Linked DNA regions of Homo sapiens: region 1 is linked to region 2. The links are chromatin contacts, found by Hi-C or POLR2A ChIA-PET in ENCODE. All regions are on one chromosome and are shown on one strand. Each heading gives the region's core, a stretch centred on a gene start or an enhancer-like site at or near the end of the contact. The rest is flanking DNA. Distances are from core to core; before and after follow the strand shown.

What was found. Hi-C counts contacts between places; a loop is a spot of excess contacts on that map. ChIA-PET counts read pairs that join two places held with the same protein, here RNA polymerase II (POLR2A). Pooled maps may share reads with other maps.
Region 1: a loop to region 2 is called in a pooled map, with 4 times the contacts of the local background. The contact joins the promoter of SFT2D3 here to the enhancer-like site in region 2. A Hi-C loop is called at or near these places in 1 of 168 maps with a recorded cell type or tissue (CD8-positive, alpha-beta T cell) and 8 of 50 pooled maps. POLR2A ChIA-PET finds 5 or more read pairs at or near these places in 1 of 52 experiments (AG04449).

The regions. Positions count from the first base shown.
Region 1 is chr2:127,699,012-127,703,749 of GRCh38, reverse strand. SFT2D3 (SFT2 domain containing 3) reads right to left here and starts at 2,253. Exons shown (of 1, transcript NM_032740.4): 1 at 1-2,253. The coding sequence starts at 2,221. The coding sequence ends at 1,574. WDR33 (WD repeat domain 33) reads left to right here. Exons shown (of 22, transcript NM_018383.5): 22 at 1-2,723. RefSeq lists a silencer at 1,495-2,174 and enhancers at 2,494-3,015, 2,935-3,304, 3,016-3,537, 2,532-3,731.
Region 2 is chr2:127,062,185-127,067,002 of GRCh38, reverse strand. It overlaps BIN1 (bridging integrator 1), which reads left to right. Exons shown (of 19, transcript NM_139343.3): 8 at 2,985-3,070; 9 at 3,357-3,432; 10 at 4,806-4,818. Among named protein-coding and RNA genes, the nearest start is that of BIN1, 43 kb to the left of the region's middle. RefSeq lists a silencer at 1,749-2,217 and enhancers at 1,936-2,230, 1,352-2,551, 2,080-2,905, 4,356-4,818. Within about 2 kb of position 2,147, at least 28 of the 41 ENCODE cell types and tissues checked have a DNase peak (open chromatin) inside an H3K27ac peak, as active enhancers do; they include CD8-positive, alpha-beta T cell, where a contact is called at or near this core.

The DNA.
Region 1 (4,738 bases), core at 1,004-3,503, 640 kb before region 2:
TTAAAACTAGAACAGAAATTTAGGGGACTAGAAAGAGCAGCCAATGGCACAAGTCTTTACAATTAATTAAAAAAATAAATCATTCTGAAGATACTGCATTTGCTCTCTCACAAGCAGCCTCCTGAGGTAGGTAACCTTGTTTACTGATGGGGAACAAGGCAGTGTTCTTTACCAAATCTCAGGGCGGGTAGCCTGCAAGCCTACAGTGTGGATGTTGGCCACTTGTGTCACTTCTTGGGACGGGGCTTAGGGACCTGACTTACTTAGGAACATAAATTTTGGGGTTGGAGGAAGCAGCAGTGCTCTACTGCGGCACGACAGACACCCTGTTAAGGCAACACTGGGATCCAGCTCAGGAAAAGCATTACTTTCAAATTGTGCAAGCCAATGCACAGAAAAGTGGTCCTCAAACTTGGGGAACGTAGAATCACTTGGGGAGCTTTAAAAAGGTCCTGATGTCTGGGACCTACTTCCCAGGTTCTGACTGCATTGATCTGAGGTGTGGCTCTTCAAGTAACTGATGTGCAGTCAAGCGCGAGGACCACTGGCACACAATGTTTAAATTCTAAATATATTTTACTTCCTAGTGTATTGCTACTGACAAAACGTAGTTTTCTGGACTCATCAGAATGTTAGGCTCATACCTTCTGGCAATAAATTAAGGTAGTTAAAAGTAACTGCTGAACCTAAAATGAAGGCAGCAGCAATTAGATATAAAAAAATCTTAAGATCAGCCTGCAAATTGTAAACTAGTTTACAAAGCAGGCTATACAATGAGGAATAATTCGAGCTTGTAGAAATCCATGGTTTCCACCAGATACAGGTATTCCGGATCTAGAATTATCTTTCTATTTGCAGGATTTCCGAAGAGACCGTTAAGCATCTACGCGCCCCTTCCTGGATCCCATGCTTCTTGGGGCAGGAAATTTCTTTTGGTCCGTCGCTTTCGTCGTGAAATACACAACTAATTTTCCTTTCATGTTATAAGGCACCATATTTATGATTTTGTTAACTGAAGAAAAAACCCGAGATAAACCATCTTAAGTACTTTTAAAAGTCCAGTGGCTGAATTCGGTGTTTAATCTGATACCCTTCTGGATTCGCTGACACTGGAGAGAATAATTTCCAAGTCTTAGTATAGCCAAAACAAAAAACTACCGTCGCTAAGCTACATCTACCACTGGATTTTAAAATGACAAAACAGCCTGAGAAAAATCACAAGAGCAGCTAACTCGAAGAAAAATCCTTTTTCTTTACTCAGCCGAACCTAAGACCACAGTTACTTCGAAAGCAACTTCTAATAACCGTCTCACATCCTGTCACCAGTTCAATGACAAAATCTCAGTTTTCAGAGCGTGTGCCAAGTCCAGCACAAAAAGCTGACATCGAGGAGCTCCCAACGCTGCTGTCGCCTCCGCTGGCAGCAGCCGCTCCCGGATTAGACTCGCAGGCTGTTAGGGCAGGGCCTTCGCCACGGGCTTCCGCACAGCGGCGTGCAGTCCTCAGCTCGGCCGGCGCGGTCTCCGACGGCGCTGGCTCCGCGTACTTCCCCAGCGGCGAGGGCGCGAGGTCCTCACACGGGCAGCACCTTGGCGAGGCCGGCGCCGCGGCCCAGGCGACCCAGTGCGAGGCGCAGCGCGGTGCCGCCGCCCCAGGGCAGCAGCCCAACCAGCGCGGCCAGCAGCGCGGCCACCTGCGCGCCCGCGCCCAGCACCGTGAGCAGCGTGCTGCGAAGGCCCAGCGCGGCGAACAGCGTGGCGCCCAGCGCTGCCATGTAGAGCAGCGCGGGCCGGGACGGCGCTTCTTCGCAGCGCAGCAGGCGTCCGCACGCCGCGCCGCCCCGCAGCAGCGCGCTTCCCGCCAACGCCAGCGCCGAGCCCAGTGACCAGAGCAGCGCGAACTTGCGCGCGCGCAGCAGCAACACCGGTGCGTAGAGCGCGGCTAGGCCGAAACACAGTGCAGCCAGCAGCAGGCACCCGCCGCCCGCCGCCAGCCGCTGCCCGCGCGTCACGCTCGGGAGGCACGTCAGGCCGGCCGCTGCCGACTCCGCAGGGCTCCGCGCCCACGTCCAGCGCAAGCCCGCGCGGCCCAGCCACTCCTCCGCCGGCCGGTCCCCGGGCTCCTCCGCCTTCTCCGCGGCGAGCAGCGGCTCCGCGGCCGCCGGGCCGCCAGCTTTCCCCTGCGCCAGGTACTCCTGCAGCTGGCGGTGGAGGTCCGCCATCTTGGACAAGGCGGTGGCAGAAAGGAAAAGCTGCGGCTCACTTCCGGCCCTCCGCTGAAGCGGTTCGGTCTTCGGGCGGCAATTGGTCGGCGACGGCGAAAGGGGCAGGGCCTGCGGCGCTCGCGGAAGTGCCGCGGTGCCTGCTCTGCGGACTTTTGTGGTGTCCCCAAGTACCGTGGTCGCAGGTGCTGCCTGTCCGCTTGCAGTCGCCCTCCCAGCGCCTGACCCTCTTCCTTGTTCGGAGTAGGCGCCCTTGCGGTCTGGCTAAGTCCTGCCAGCATTAATAGTTGGAAGGCAGGGGTGGGTGTGGTTCTAAAGGGGCACAAGAAGTGACCCTTTTGCTGACGGAAATGTCTTATGGCCTCACTGCGTCTACCGTGGCGGTGATATTGTGCTAGTTTTGCAACATGGAGGAATGGGTAAAGGGTACACAGAATCTCTCTTGTTTCTTACAACTGAACACAAACAGTGATCTCAAAATAAAAATTTAATTTTTAAAAAAGTTCAGACCTGTGTAACTCAGGTGGGTTTTTTGGGGAAAGTTGCGTTCTGATTAGTTACCTCACTTGTAGTAATAGTGACCATCCTGATCATTTACCATGGGGTTGATAAAGGAAGGGTTGACACCCAGCACCCTCAACCTGCTTCTCTATTCTGTTCTCAGTTTCGGCCACAGGCCTGGCAACATCCTTGACTCCTTCGCGCCCCTTGTCCAAGACTCGGTGCTGCTGTCCCATGTGTTTGGTGTCACTCTCGTGCTCTGGACAGCGCCACGCCCAGGTGTCCTGACTCATCGTCACATCACTGTGACAAGCTGGCTCGCACGCAGGTCAATCCTGATCTGTTCCCAGGCCGCACCCACGTGCCCTGCTGTTTCTCAGAGCCTCCTAGAGGGTGTTTGCTTGTGGTTCCTCTCACAGGTCAGATTCCTCCAGATTCTTCCAGCTGCCTCCACAGCTCCCCTCACCACCTTGGCTTCCCCTGGGTGGCCCTGTGTCCTTTGTCCTCTGCCCTAGGTGGATGTAAGGTTAACGGCTTCCTGCTGTTTGGCTTCTCAGCCTTTCCATCCCCTGTGTGTAACTAATCTCCCCCATTAAGTTCCTTTTAATGCTTTCTGTTTTCTTGGTTGGATCCTGGCAGATGCAATTCTTTTTCAAAATATATTCTGATTTGTTATCTCACTTGATAATAATAGTGACCAGCCTGATCACTTAGCATGGGCTAAACCATTAGGATGGCTACAATCAAAACAAAAAAACAAAAACACACCAGAAAGTTACAAGTGCTGTCAAGGATGTGGAGAAACTAGAAGCCTTGTGCACCGTTGGTGGGAATGTAAAATGCTATATCCGCTGTGGAAAACAGTATGGAAGTTACTATAAAAAAAAAATATATATATATATATATACACACACACACACACAGACACATATAAACGTATATACACACATATTTGTATACAGTTATGTGTGTATGTGTGTATATAATTACAATCCAATCCAGCAGTTCCACTCTGGATATATACCCCAAAGAATTGAAAGCAGGGTCTCAGAGATTTGTATAACTCTTCACAGCAGAACTATTCATGTCAGTCAAGAGATGGAAGCAACCCAAGTGTCCACCAGCAGATCAATAAAATGTGATATATGCATACAACGGACTGTTACGCAGCCTTAAAAAGGAAGGAGATTCTGACACATGCTACGACATGGATGAACCTTGAGGACATTAGGCTGAGGGAAATAAGCCAGTCACAAAAAGGACCAATACTGCATGATTCCACTTCTGTGAGGTACTTAGAGTAGTCAAATACACAGAGCTAGAAAGTGGACTGGGTGCATAAATGCCCATCAGTGATGTTACCTAATCATTTATGCAGCTACCGTATAGAAAAGGCAGGAGTGTGCTGCTCATTTTATAGGTGAGGGAAGCTGAGAAATACCAAGAAGTGAGGTAACCTACTCAAGGTCACCTACAAAACTGACGATAGGGCAGCGTTAGGTTGTGATTCCTGGTTTCTAACCTTGTGGGCTTCCCATTGCAGAAAGAGGCCTTCACTGAGGGTCCCTCTGTGTGAGCCCTGGATGCGCTTTCTGCTGTGGTTTGGTTGCAGGGAGGGAAGGTCATTAACAAAACCCACTCTCCTCTAGCACTGCAGCAAAACTCATCCTAACAATCATCTTCACTTGCTTCCCTGTCTCCCTTGAAGCCCTTCAACCAGGCCTTCGTTCCACCGTGCCAGCAAAATTGTTCATTACAAAATCGCCAGACGCTGTCGGCTAGTGCGGTGAGTTTCGGCCCTCAGCCCCAGGACGGCACCGTGGGCTCCTCTCTTGACTGTTCCTCCTCCTGAGACCTCAGCGTTGTTGCGCCTGGGATATCCCCTCTTTTCTCTCTCGGCACCCTCTGGCCCAGCCCGTGTTGTTAAAACCCTCTGCGTGCAGAGCGTCCCCCACTTCTCCACCGGGCATCTAATAGACACCCTGGAGGTGACATGCAGAACCAAACACTTCACTC
Region 2 (4,818 bases), core at 898-3,397:
ACTTCCCCAACTCAAGCAATCCTTCTGCCTCAGCCTCCCGAGTAGCTGGGACCACAGGCACGCATTGCCGTGCCTGGCTAATCTTTACGTTTTTTGTAGAGACTGTGCCTCATTATGTTGCCCAGGCTGGTCTTGAACTCCTGGGGCTGAGCGATCCACCTGCCTCGGCCTCCCAAAGTGCTGGGATTACAGGCCTGAGCCACTGCTCCTGGCCTGGCTGTCCAGTTTCTCACCTGATCTGCTGCCTGATTTATTTTAGGCCAAGGCTGACTTTGGAGACACTGAGTGTTGACAGCCTCATCCTGAGGTCAGGGTGCCCATGGGGAACCAGGGGCTGGGGGTGATGCCTAGGGGGACTTCAGTAGGCCTGAGACTTCATCTGCCTCTGGAGGTAGAGGAGGAACCAGGGGCTGGAGTGGGTATGCCCTGCCAGTCAGTTCAGCACTTGGGCTAGAAGGGAATGGGACTACTGACGGAGGGCCCGGGTTTCTGAATAATTTTCCCTGAAACAGGTGAAACATTTTTTTGTGGATGGGAGAACCTCTTAGGAGGCTATGGGGCCTGCCCACTGCTTTTGGGCTCCTGGGACAGGTGTGGTTGGGATTATGCTGGGAGGGCCTGCCTCCACGCCCACCCTGGGGGAGCAGCGAGAGGGTGAGGCAGGTGATCACACCTTTGGGTGCTGGGCTGTGGGTGTTTCACATTTTGGCCAAACTAGCTGTCCCATTTGGGTCCCATCTTTATTTGAGCACATCCTCCTTGTCCCCAGCCCACTCATACCTGGCTGGAGGCTGGAGAGCCTTTGGAGTGGCCTGTGGGCAGCTGGCTGGCTGTGAGATGGCACAGCTGGGACTCCGGGGCTGCCCTGCTTGGGAACTTGACTTTGGGGAGATAGTGCATCCTCTCTAGGCTGCACCAGGGGGCTGGCCGGCTCCATGCAGACCCTGGGCTAGTTCTGAGCTGCTCTCCACACCTGCCTCAGCGTCCTGAATGCTGTCCTCGGGACCCCGGGCCCATGTGACTCTGCTCTTCCCCACTGTTAGCTTCAGTGGAGCTGGGGTGGGGGCACTCTCTCCTCATGGCAGACAGCCCTCACCTTACTCCCTGCCCCTTCCACATGCTTCCTAAAGAGCCAGAATATGAGGAATGTCACCCAAAGGGAATACAAGACACGGGTCCTGACTTCCAGGAACTCAAGCGGAACTGTCCCCGCTCTTGCTCTCGGCAGCGTTGCTGAGCGGTGAGAGCACGGCTGGGTGCAGATGTTCCCACAGACAAGCTGCGGTGCTGTCTTCACTGCTGTCCCCACCGTTGCCATCTGGGGAGTTGTGGGGGTGGTGGCTGCATCCTCATGGAGAGGGGGTCCTAGTGGGTACAGGAGCCGGGTGGTCCAGGCAGGTTCTTACGGAATGTGGGACTTTAGACCCACTGTTGGCAGTTGAGGGCAGGGGGTATGTGTGATGGTGCTCAGCTCACAACAGTACCCCTAGGACTCACTCATTTTATGAGTTCCATAGAACCATGGTTGGCAGCCCCCCTGCCAGGTAATGGGACACCCAGGGGAGTAGGGCAGGGATGGCCCAGCCATAGCCTGGAGACGGAGGAGGGGCAGTATTCCCCTCCTGGTGTGGGGTGCCCAGGGTCCCTGGATCCAAGAGAGGTGTGCATGTTGGAATAGACATTCTTCCCCACCCCCCGCTCCCCATTCTGCCTTTAAATTTTTATTAGATTCTGAAAAGCCAGGCAAGGAGCCCACGCCCACTCTAGCGAGTAGCTGGAGGTAACCTTTCAGAAGCCATGGTGGCCCCTCCTCCAGTCCCAACCCAAGTCACTGGGCCTAGGGGCTGACCTGGGCTAGTCCTGGTGTCTGAGGCTGGATGGGACAGCTGGCTGGGCTTGGGGCAATCGTGTGCTTTGTGGTTAAGTGGCCTTCCGGCCATCTGGCTGCCTTTGCCAGAAGGCGGCCCAGCCTGGGCCCCAGCCCCGGCCTGAGAACGTGAGGCTGCTGGCGGGAAGTTTCCCTAGGCGGGGCCTGACACTTTCCTGGGCTGTGACTCAGACCCCGAATCCCTGAGTCACTCTCGCCGGCAGTGTCCTCCCGCAGTGAGCCAGCACAGCCCCTTCCCTGGGCGGGCTGGGCACCGGGCAGGGTCTGTGACTCACCTGCTGCCCGCAGTCCCTTCCCCAGCACTCTGTGGCCGTGTGATGGGGCCTGAGCACCACTGCCTGGTGGGTGTGAGTGCCTGGAGGATGCAGGGCCTGCCCTGGGGAAGGTGTGGGCTAGGAGTGGGACCAGGCACAGCCCAGCTGCCTGGCTGCCTCCTCCCTGGCCCTGCACCCTCCTCTAGGGTCCCCCTGACATTCCTAGAGGTGCCTGAGTGGCTGCCTCTGGTCTCCCTCTGGTGGGGACAGGTCCCAGGAGAGGGCTTTGTGGGAAGGACCATCCCTGGGAGGTGAAGTGAAGGCTGGTGGCTGAGGCTGCCAGGAGCTGGCCCTCAGAAATGGGGAGGGAGCACTCAGGGGCGGGGGCAATTGGGGGCAGCGACAGATGCTGCCCTGAGAGCCAGAAGGCAGTGGCAGGGCTGGCACCTAGCCTGAGGAGGTTCATTGTGGAAGTGGGCAGGGTCCCCACTTGGCTGGGTCTGGGGTCTGCCTCTGTGCATGTCCCGTGTCCAGCTCGCCAAGCCCCAGGCTTGCCCCTCTTGTTGTGCCCTACTCCACGCTCACTGCCCTCCCGGCCACGTGGGCCTCTCTTTGGCAACGGCTGCTCAGCCCTCCCTTTCCCAGATGTCCTCAGGGTCCTGGAGGGCTGCAGGGGGAGGTCGCCAGCATGGGTGTCCACATCCAGTTCAGCCTCTGTCTTGCCCGGAGCCCTGGTCCCAGCGCACTGGCCAAGAGGGGTGGGCAGGAGGTGGGAGGACTGGCCATGGGGCTGGGCTGGCTGGGACGCCCAACAGAGGGGAATGACCCGTGCTGCCCCCCAGGCCGAGGAGGAGCTCATCAAAGCCCAGAAGGTGTTTGAGGAGATGAATGTGGATCTGCAGGAGGAGCTGCCGTCCCTGTGGAACAGGTGAGGCCCAGCACGGTGCCCAGCCTGCGTGGGGCAGTGTCCAGTCTGCGTGCTGCGGTGCCCAGTCTGCGTGCTGTGGTGCCCAGCCTGCGTGCTGCGGTGTCCAGTCTGCGTGCTGCGGTGCCCAGCCTGTGTGCTGCAGTGTCCAGCCTGAGTGCTGCGGTGCCTGGGCCCTCTCTGGTTTGTGCCTCTGATGAGCGTGTGTGGTCGCTCGTGGGTGGGTATTTCTGAGTTGCTGTCCTGACCTGCCTGTTCACCTGGCCCCCATCCTTCCGCCCTTCTGTAGCCGCGTAGGTTTCTACGTCAACACGTTCCAGAGCATCGCGGGCCTGGAGGAAAACTTCCACAAGGAGATGAGCAAGGTAGGCCATGGGGACCCCTCTGAGGGGCCACACCCCACCCTGGCCGAGGGTCAGAGTCAGAGTCGTGGGAGGGGCAGCCTGAACTCCTCCTTCCCTGCCAGGTTCAGCACACACCGGTGACCACAGGGCTCCCTCCCGGCCCTGTGGAACAGCCCCCTTCAGGAGTGCCTGGGCCCAGGAGGGCAGCAGGGCATGCTGGGGAGGCTTTGAGAGTGTCCTGGGTCCTTGCCTGGGTAGACCACCTGAGAATGTAGACCAGGCCCTCTCAAACTGTGAATGTGTTCTCTAGCAACCTTGGCCCAGGGAGTGCAGTGTTAGACAATGGTGGCAGTTTCTCAATTTGTAGGAAAAAATTACTAGCATTTTCTCAATTTTAATTTTTCTCCCATGCTTTTGAGACATTTAAATAGGCCTGTTTCGTCTGCGTGAATCCACTGTGCGACAGGGTCTGGTCTGATTAGCGTACCTTTCTCTCTTGTGTTATTTTCATTTTAACCTATCTGGCAACTAAAACGCAAAGCTGTTGAACTTTGCAGTTGGAGAGACCCAGGGCTGGCACCCCCGCCCCCAGTGGTGGGTCTGACTTTGTCTCTTGGGCCCAGATGGATGAAGTGATGATGGTGGATTCCAGGCCCAGGGTCGGAGGAGGAAAAGCAGCTTGGGGCCTCCCCTGACTCACACTTCTAAGTACGGTTTCCTGCCTTTTAGACTTTCTCTTTCCTTCTTAACTTTTCCTTTTTCCCTTCGAAGATTGGAGACAACTTACGAAAAGTTTAAAAAATAGAGAAAGGTGTTTCAGAGAAGGAACATTTATATAAAATTAGTCTGTAAAAATATATGCCACAGAACATAGTTGTTTATAAATAGGATGAAGATTCGGCTCTGAGCTCCCTAGTGGCCAAATCAAAGAGAGGAATATTCTCAGTAATGAGAATCACCGTGTGTGAGGAATAAACCTCCGCTCGTGCCTGTGCTTTCAGTGAAATATCTGGCAGTTGTAGTGTGGTCTGAAAGCATCTTGGCAAAATGACCTTAACAATTAAGATTAATGGTCTGCCAAAACAAGTTTTAAGAGAAAAATGTAAAAACAGTGCAAGCTCTATGTGGCATTTTAGGATATCCCTATAAGTAGGAGGGGAAAAGATGGCTTCCAGAGACAGCAGGCATTAGTGATATAGCCCACTTGCCCCGTTTTGTTGCCCCCTTGGTTTTTCGGGGTTTGGTGTGCTAGTTCCTTGCTCTCACAGATGGGGAAAGAGGAGCTTGTTCCTGGCAGGGGCTGGGGGTGGTGGGGAGAAGCAGAGGTGTTTGGGGAAGGTGGGGCCGTTTGGTGGCCTTGGAGGCCCCCCACCTCCTCACTGTCTCTCCTGCAGCTCAACCAGAACC